2 separate regions of the Homo sapiens genome follow, and region 1 is linked to region 2. The links are chromatin contacts, found by Hi-C or POLR2A ChIA-PET in ENCODE. All regions are on one chromosome and are shown on one strand. The core of a region is the stretch at or near the end of the contact, and the rest is flanking DNA. Distances in the headings are between cores, read along the strand shown.

The links. Hi-C counts contacts between places; a loop is a spot of excess contacts on that map. ChIA-PET counts read pairs that join two places held with the same protein, here RNA polymerase II (POLR2A). Pooled maps may share reads with other maps.
Region 1: a map of PC-3 shows a loop between it and region 2 (4-fold over the local background). The contact joins the enhancer-like site here to the promoter of DSCAS in region 2. A Hi-C loop is called at or near these places in 5 of 168 maps with a recorded cell type or tissue (K562, PC-3, PC-9 and 2 more) and 1 of 50 pooled maps. POLR2A ChIA-PET finds 5 or more read pairs at or near these places in 6 of 52 experiments (A549, HEK293, HEK293T and 3 more).

What each region holds. Positions count from the first base shown.
Region 1 is chr18:31,183,607-31,188,541 of GRCh38, forward strand. No RefSeq gene overlaps it. Among named protein-coding and RNA genes, the nearest start is that of DSC1, 23 kb to the left of the region's middle. Within about 2 kb of position 2,090, at least 2 of the 41 ENCODE cell types and tissues checked have a DNase peak (open chromatin) inside an H3K27ac peak, as active enhancers do; they include PC-3, where a contact is called at or near this core.
Region 2 is chr18:31,098,593-31,103,363 of GRCh38, forward strand. DSCAS (DSC1/DSC2 antisense RNA) reads left to right here and starts at 2,996. Exons shown (of 4, transcript NR_110785.1): 1 at 2,996-3,131; 2 at 4,531-4,602. It overlaps DSC2 (desmocollin 2), which reads right to left and starts at 3,829. Exons shown (of 16, transcript NM_024422.6): 1 at 3,311-3,829. The coding sequence starts at 3,379.

The DNA of each region.
Region 1 (4,935 bases), core at 840-3,339, 84 kb after region 2:
TCCATATATTTGCTATTATGAATAGTGCTGCAGTGAACATGTGAGTACATATGTCTTTTTGGTAGAATTTTTTTTTTCCTTTGGATATATACCCAGTAATGTGATTTTGGGGACAAATGGTAGTTGTGGAGCTCTCGCTTTTGCTCAGCTTCCCACTATGCAGCTTCATGGATATGTTTTCTACATTAAGAATAATAATAGCAGCAATTTCTTACAGAATCATGATTATATTCTAGGCCCTATTCTAAACACTTTAGAGATATTAATTTATTTAATTATCACATACACTCTATGTGATAAGAATATATGTGATACCACATATACTCTATGTGGGTAAGAATTATTATTTTCCATTTGAATAGAGGTTATGCTGAGAGAAGATATGTGATACCACATATACTCTATGTGGGTAAGAATTATTTTCCATTTGAATAGAGGTTATGCTGAGAGATGGAGGAGCTAATCTTGCCAAATTGTCACACTGCTAAAAAGTAGCAAAGCAAAGATTCACACCCTGGTGGCCAGGTTTCAGAGTTCTTCTAAATCAGGGTCATGTTGACTAGCTCATCTAGGTAACAATAGGTATGTTGATCTGATGAAGCAAGGTGAAGAGAGGCCGAGGGTGGGGGCAGATACTAAAGGGGCCTCCAGAACACATGCTAAATTCCTAGACTAGGAAAACAGTACAAAGTATGTTCTGAGATACAGGAAAGAAGCCGAGGATGAATGGAGATGCCAAAGTAGGTGTAGGTAAGCAATAAAAGGAGAGTGGCTTTGAGATAGTCCAGTTCTTGATTTCAATTTTTGCTCAGAATAAGCAAGAACAGCAAATCAAAGAAGGAAGATAAGACCAGAGGCCAGCAGCAAACGATGTCTTTGCAATAAACATAGTTTGGAAAACAGCAGAGTTACTTTAGCTAATCTTCTCTTTTAAGGTAATTATGTCCAATTTCAGTCCAACTGAAGGGAAGAGATAATAAATTCTGTTTTGAAGTTTACTAGTCAGGTTCAATACAAACCCAAGGGTCAAAAGGTAAGAGAGTAGATGATGTTACGGACTGTAGCACTAGATCTGACAAATACCATCATCATTATTATAATCACTATTGTAATTGTAATAGCAATCATTTATTGACTTGTTTCTATGCATCAGATCCACTGTTAAATGTTTTACATACATTATCTCAAATCATGCTCATAACAACCCCATAAAGTTGGTGCTGTTATTATCCCATTTTATAGACAAGAAAACAGACCTAGAGAGTTAAACTTCCCCAAGGTCAGAGAGTCAGGAAGGGGTAAGATAGGATTTGAACCTGCTTGATGCCAGCCAGGATAGGATAGGATAAACTGAATGGGATAAAACGTAGGAATAAAAGATTAAGAGTTAGAAAGCAATTAAAGTAAAAGAGCGAGATGACTGAATTACACAAGATTAGCCATGGTCAGAGAACAGAACATTTGAGTTTACTATATATTACGCTTCAAATAGTTTTCGGTAACAAGTGTCAAGGTTCATCATGTGAGCAGTAAGTCCATTTGGAGCCCATATACGTGCAACACAGAGCACAATTTTGAATATGGATATATGATTCTTCTTTTTATCTTCTGGCCAGAGAGATCTGGGAGACATTTCCCAAGACTCCTCAGAAGTTCACATGGAGTTAAGCATCAGTCACTGTAGTGGTGACCAACTCAGCAACACAGCTGTGTGTTGTCTTTTCCTTCTCACATGTTTCTCTCCTCTGCCCTTTCCTCCTGCTTTCTGGGACCGCTTCCCAAATAAACCTACATGCAAGGCTCTACCTTGTCTCAAGCTCTGCTTGCGGGAGAACCTAGACTAAGAAAATGGGAAATACCCTGGAAAACAGACTTTTATGATGAAATGCTTCTTTCTGGAAATAAGCAGCTGAAAGAGAGAGAGAGAGAGAGACCAAGGAATTGGCTCCTTCATTTGTGCGAACTGGTGAGGCTGAAAATTCAATAAGAGTTGATGTTATAGCCTTGTAGTTGTTGTTGTACTGTTGAATCTGAATTCCCCAGGGCAGCATGCCAGAAACTCAGGCAGAATTTATATGAGAATTCCTTCTATTTACTAAGGGAAGTGCAGTCTTTGTCCTTAAGGCCTTGAACTCATCGGATGAGGCCCACTCACATTATGGTGAGTAATTTCTTTACTCAAAGTTTACTGACTAATACCATCTAAAAAATACCTTTAGAGTAACATCTAGACTGGTGTTTGACCTGTCACCACAGCTGACACCATAGCCTAGCCAAGTTAACACATCAGATTAACCAACACAGGTCTCAAGCCAGACTTATGGAGAAATGCAATCCCTGTACTGGAAAGAACTAGCTTAAACACAAAGAGATTACAAGTGTTAGTCCATTTGTACTGGCAGGAATTATTGGATCACATGTGGGCATTGGCGTTGGACTAGCGAGCTTAGAATATAAAACTGGGTAAGGGAGAATTTCTTTTTATGAGCTCACTCTAGTGTAACTCAAAATTGAATGTCTCAGCAAGAACACTTGGAGCCAGTCCTAATACACTGATGAGAGTGTTTCTCAAAATTTAGACATGGAAATTGTCTACAGTAAGTGAATTGGAGATGTTGGGGGATCTGAGATGTTCCAAGAAGGTTTGGGAAGTGGGAATATTTAAATGATTTATTATGTGACATGGTAGAACCCATGATCTGATTATGTTCCTTGAGAGGGCCTAGAGAGCACTATTTAAACTAAGGAAATGAAGAGTGCCCTGGTGCAGGGACACTGCATCTTTGAGGAGACTGAGTGGTTGTCATCTATAGGCTGGAGTGGACAGTGCCACTCTCTCTACTGACAATGGGGATAATGAGATTCTAGAATGGCAAAGGCCATACATGTTTGGCATAGTCGTTATAATGAGTATCAAGGCTACAGTAGTCATTAAGGTGTCTGGACCTATCTGTATCTGTGGTGATGGTTAACAAATTATGGTGTTCTGAGGGTTGAGATGGATGATCACCCATCAGAGTATGACTTTATCAAGAAGTGGTGAGCAGAGGGCGTATAGTCACCACAGTTCTTCATCCAGTTCCCAGATGTCAGGGAGCTTACAGACCCAGAGGCCATCAATTGAAGGGTAAATTGGGTCTCCTTGAGGAAAGACCCTGTAATGTAACTCAGACCTTCCATCATGATTTGGCCTCATAAAATCCACCAGGACAAAGGGCCAAGTGGAATAAGAAAAATGTATTAGATGATAGAAACTATACATATGGGATTAAGCCCAAGAAGTTCCACAAGGTTATCTGGTCAGATAACCCAGACACCCATGACACTTATTTCTTCTGTATTCACGTCTCTTCTTTAACTAACATATATAACCTCATAGGGATTAATTCTGATCAACTGATCAACAAGTAGGGGGAAAAACACCTTCCCACGGCTCATTAATGAGTTGGTTCACCATGTTGAGGTAGCTGTAAGTGGACTGCTGCCATATTATTGCCCCACTTAAGGGCAGCCCTTGATATAGTGGAAAAGGGAAATTCTCCCAATGGGTAAAGCCAAGAGCAGTAAACTGGTTTGCCACTTTGTATGGTGAAAGAAGTGGGCCGAATCACAGATATTTATGAACTCCTGGATAGTGATGAATGGCTAGGCTGGTTGGTCAGGGTCCTGAAAGAAACGAGATTAGAAGATTTGGGAAATCAGAGATGAAGAGGGGTGGTGGTGGTAATAGCAGTGGTGAAAACAATGACATTTAAACCCATCTGCTAATACTAGTTCCATCACATCAGCTAAACAGTGATAAACAGTCAGCCTTTCACCTTTCTTCCCCCTTTCCCTATTGTCTATAAGCTTTCTCCATCTGGAAAGCAGTATTGCTTATACAACCTTAAAGAGTCAAAGAGGACATTTAATTCTGTAGGGTTGTGTTGTAGTCAGTAAAGGGCCAATAAATGAGTTTTCTGATCTAAGAAGCACACTTTGAATCCCTCCATCCTCTGCTGCAGAACACAGTAGTTTACTTGGTAGTTTCTAAGTCTGTTAATATTTGCATGAATAGTTGGTGGGCTTAAAATATTTAATTATCCAATTCAGGCACAAGCTGTGACATTCAATTTATTACTTTGTATTTATCAGAAAATGTTTGCAATTTTCTTCCTATAGATTCTGCAAGTATTTTATTTGGGTTATTCCTAATTTTATTGTATATTATTGTTGTTGTTGCCAATAAGATCTCTTTCAGCAAGTTTACTACATTTATTTATTTGGATTGTGCCCTGAATAAGGAAGGTACATGGGGAGTGGTGAGTAAGAGATGAAATCCGGCTATGGTCCTCTCACACCGAGCTGTGTGTCCTAACATGAAGCTGTGTCTACAGATGAAAGTGCTTCTCTTTCTATTTCCCACAGAGGCACTTCCTGGATACAGTGTTCTCTGTGTGTGTGTGGGCAGGGGTCTTGGTGGTGTTTTAATCTGGTAATGTTTGTATTTTAAAATATGTTGATTTATATGTATTTCTCTTCCTTTTCATCTATTTTAACAATATTTTAAATTATTCTTCCTCCACTAAAACCTAGCACACTTGCTTGGGGCAAAGGTCCACTTGGAGACCGAAATATTAGCTAGCGCTGCTTAGTTTCTAAGTATCAACATTTTGATCCATCCAGACCTTGTACTTATGCTTAACAATATCTTAAGGGTTATATGCAAAACCTTATAAAGAAGGCAAAATGATTTATTAGGAATGACTAAACTTGCATCCTGTAATTGGAACTGTAGTCATGAAGGGTGGTGGTGGTGGTAATAGCAGTGGTAAATACAAACAAAAATATTTTATATAAATATTTCTATGAAATAAATTATAAAGCTTTTTCACAAAGGTTTCTGGGAAACACTGATAAACAGCCCTCTAATTGTCTATTAATTGTCTAATTGTC
Region 2 (4,771 bases), core at 1,746-4,245:
TATAGGTATGCACCACCATGCCTGGCTAATTTTTGTATTTTTTGTAGAGAAGGGGTTTTGCCATGTTCCCCAGTCTGGTCTTGAACTCCTGAGCTCAAGTGATCCTCCCACCTCAGGCTCCCAAAGTGCTGGGATTTACAGGCATGAGCCACTGCACCTGGCCTAATTTACACTTTTATTTGTCAATCCCATTATTGGTAATCTGTCCTACTGATACACCTGCCCACATATGAAATGACATACATTCAAATTTATTCATTGTGACATTATTTGTAATAGCAGAAGTGACAGGTACAAGTGAATAGACCCCTGAGCTGTCTTTGAATGTAGAGTTCATGGAACTTCATGGATTAAGGAAGGGGAGCAGTGAGAAAGAAAAAACAAACAGCTTTCAGACTTCCTACTTGAGGAACAGGCATATGGTACTGACATATATTGAAATACAGGACACTAAAAGAAAAACAACATTGTTTGGGAAGATAATAAATGCTGTGTCACACATCACAGTCAGTAGAGTGATACAAAGGACTATTGTTCAATGAAGACATCTGAACTAGTAATATTAATTTAGTATATGTTGGCAACTGTGTGATATTTTAAGCTATAAAAGTGGATAAAATGCCCTAGGGAAAGAGTGTAGATTCCAAAGGACAAGACCTAGAACAGAAAACCAAGAGACACCAGCATTTAAGAGTGCAGGAAAAAGTAGTCAAACTCATAGAAGCAGAAAATAGAATGGTGGTTGCCAGGTGACGGAGGTTAGGGGAAACAGGGATTTGCTGTTTAATGGATATAAAAGTTTGGTTATGGAAACTGAAAGTTCTAGAGATCTGCTATATGACATTGTGCTTATAATTAACAATACGATACACTTAGAAATGTGTTAGGAGGGTAGATCTCATGTTATGTCATTTTTACCAAACCAAAAAAAGACAACAGAAAAAGAAGAAAAAGACAAGACGCTAGGTAGGGAGTCAGACCCTGAGTGGTCAGAAAGATTAAAAAAAAAGGCGGGGGGGAGTGAATGTCAAGAATAAGGGCAAAAGCTACAAGGTGGAACCATATAAAGAATGAGTCATTTGGATTTAGCACAGGAGAGCCAGTGATCTTAGAAGGTTTATTAGTGGTTAGCAGAAGACAGAGTTCAAGTGGCTAAGCCAGGTGTGGTCTGAAGAAACATTAAGAAGTGAGGAAAAGCTGATTTGTGGAATGGTGAAGGATTACTTGGGTATATGGGAAGGAAGGAAGGTAAAGGATCCTACCCTCCTACCAAAGATATTTCTCCCCCCTTTTTGAGACAGGATTTCGCTCTGTCACCAAGGCTGGGATGCAGTGGCATGACCAGGGCTCACTGCAGCCTGGACCTCCCAAGCTCAAGCAATCCTCCCACCTTAGCCTCTCTCCAGTGACTTGGACCACAGGCGCGCACCCCATGCCCAGCTACAATCATTCTTACTTAATAATTTCTTACACTTAGTATTTACGCATTTCTCACACTTGAGACTCACAACCACAACAGCCACGTGAGGTTGGCAGGGCTTTGCACAGATGTGCACAGAGCAAAAACCAGCAGAATGAGAGTGTAGGCAGGGCCAGCATACTTCCTACCCCACTCCCCGCCTATCAAACTCCGAAGCTAAGGAAGAACAAGGAATGGAAATTCAATTTCAGTGTATTCAGTGATACCCCACCTCCTCCTAAACAGAATCTGAGATAACACACAGAAAGCTCTCTCTGCAGGTATATGCAGAGCAATGCCACGCATTGCCAGCGTCTGTGCATGCCTTTTCCTTTAAAGAATGGCCGGTGGTTTTAAAAGAAATTGCAATTTTATTAGGAGTCTAATGAAAATTTATTTCTTACTCATCAACATATGTTCTGACCGTTATTTATTCCATTCTTGGTTTCCTCATCTGTAAAATGTTAACTGCTGTGTACTTGGCCCTTTCTATGTTATTAATATGCCCTGAGAATTCAGTTAAGGGTTTGAAGTCCATTGAGCTCCTCGAGAAAGACATTCTAATAACAGTAACAATTACCAATTCATGATTGTAAAATGTGGAACTCTACTGCGAAGTGAGAGCGGAAGAGAAGGGGAAATTATACGAATATTTCAGCCCCCAGTTCACTTCTCCCAGAAGGAATTAGCCTTCCGGGTTCCTCCCTTTGTCCTTCAAGATTGATTGGCGCCCAACGCCTTCTGCTTAAGACAAGGAGCACTTTTCCACACCTGTCGATTTTTTTCCTCTTCCAGGGAGCCAGGAAAAGTCCAATCGGACTTTTTATATCCCCAATTCCCCAGACGCTGCTCCCGGCATTGGCTTTTTGCGTCTTCAGGCTCCCCAACGAGATCCCATCGGTCAAGCCTGGGAAAGGGGCTGTCCCGCCCCAAATAAGGCCAACCACTTAGGCTCCCAGCTCTGGGAAGGGGTAGGGTCATTGCTGTAGTGCTCTTTAAAGAAAGAAAGAACCTGGGGCAAGGGGCGGTGGCGCGGGGGGCGGGTGGTGAGCAGAAAAATCGAGTCGCCTCTGGGGACAAGAAATCAGAAAGACCCTTCCTTCCTCCGAAGATTTAGGGAACTGAAGCCTCGCACGTTAAGAAACCACTGAAACTGTACAAATGCTCACCTAGGGCTCGCCGGTCGACAGTCCTCAGGAGCAAAGGGTCAAGATCCCCTCCCCCACCCGCCACTTCCCCCCGCCCTTCTCTCAGAGTAAACAATTCCCAGAAAGGCGAGCAGTTCCCTTTTTCACCCAAGGACACTCGCTCTCCGTCCCGGCCGCCCAGCGGTTCCCCTTTCCGTGGCCTGGGCAGGCGCTGAGGCACAGGGAGCCGCACGTTCCCGAGGCACAGGGAGCCGCACGTTCCCGAGGCACAGGGAGCCGCACGTTCCCGGGGAAGGTGCCAGAGGCCAGCTGGACGGCCCCGGCGCACTCCCGCCCCGGCGCACTCCCGCCCCGGCGCACTCCGACCCCGGCGCACTCCCGCCCCGGCGCACCCTGCTCCCCGGCGCGTACCCAGGGGCCACGATTTTGGCTGGGCGAAAGCGGCCCGCTCCCGCCTCTCCTTGAGTGCGCTGATTACATCTACCGGAGACACCTTCCCTTCCCTTGGGGATCCCAACTCTCAGGTCGCGATCCTCTTCCTATCTGCCCTCCCCCACCCCCGCCAACTCCATTTTCTAGCCACCCAGAGGCCCCTTCACCCCAGCTTTTCCCGCCACCCCCACCTATCCCCGTTCCCCTAGTTTTCCTCTGCACCCTAGGCGATCGCCCCCTTCCCCGGAGCGGTGGCCGCGGCTACACTCACCGCGAGGGTCAGCAGGAGCAGCCGGCAGAGGGCTCCGTTCCAGGAGCCGGAGGGGCGGGCTGCCTCCATGGAGAGGGCTCGGGGCAGGTCGCGGGCCGAGCGTCGGGCCGGGGTAGGAGGGCTCCGCGGGGCGAGGGCCGCGGCCGGAGCGCAGTCTGGGCCCGCTGCTCAGGAGGAGCGCGAGGCGGAGGAGGTGGGGCGCGCGGAGAGGTGCTTTTCTTAGCTTCTCTGAAGCGCCTGCCTCTCATCCAAGGGGCTTTTCCTTTGGCGGAGGGAGGGGCTCCAGACGCGTCCAAAAGACACCGATCGGCCCCTCCTTGTTGTCTATTTAAGACTTAAGACTTCATTTCTCTAAGAAAGCCACGGGTGGGAACTCCCTCTCGCCGCCACCCTTTTACCTGCGCAAGGTGTTTCTCACCAGCGGACGCCACCTATAAGGCCCATCTCCCCCACCACGCCCCGGTGTCCGCTCCGCCAGGCGAGATTAACAGCCGGCCCTGCCCAGCAGAAGCCCTGACTGCACAAAGACTCACTCCTGAGTGCGCGGTCGGCCCCGGCTCCGCCCTGCCCGCTGCCCTCGGCGACGGCCGTGGTCCCTGCCCTGGGGTCAATTACAGAGCGAGGTCTGAGCCGCAGAGGCTGGGTTTTAGGTCACAGCTGCCTGAGGCCCACCTGACAGAAAGTTGACTCCAGGGAGACTGTTACACACTCTACTGGAGTGAATTTCCTACACACACCCACAAGCAGTTCAGACATCATAGTCATCTGAGGCACCATTCTTTGGGGTCTTGTGTTTTTAGGAATTTACTGGCATGACAATGATACAAGACAATCGCCATAATTTAGAGACAAAAATACATATATACATACATACGTACGTAAAGTTAGGGAATCAAGGCGACTGCAAAATAATAAAATCGAGGGTGAGTTACTATAAGAAATGCATCCATTGAGGTCCTAGTCGTGGGCTACATGTGGTTACTGATTTTCTCCAAGAACATCCCTGGTCACAAATAGAGTTATAACTTATTTCCTATACCGGACTCCTGAACATCCAGTGGAGAGTTCTCACCTTCTTTACTACCATCAAAACCAGAGTTCATGGTGAGAAATGAATAAGAATGGGATAATTTACATTTTTATTTGAAGTGCACTTAAACTAAATGAATTATTGCAGCACACAATCTGGAAGATTAAGATATAAATGCTGTTTCTTTTAGCTCTTCAGAAAGCAATGACAAGGCATCTGACTCATCCTCCTGCACCTCTTTTCAATTACTGACTTAAACCAGGTAAGCCTGACCACAAAAGAGAAACTTGTCTGCTCCCTTTTATTTGGTTTAAGTTTCCTCAGGGATGTCCTGAGAATCCTATGTGAAAAGCCAACCCTGACACTCACACCATTTCGATTCTTGAAAATGTTCACCATCTTAACACCATTGTATGCCGAGCCAGAATTAC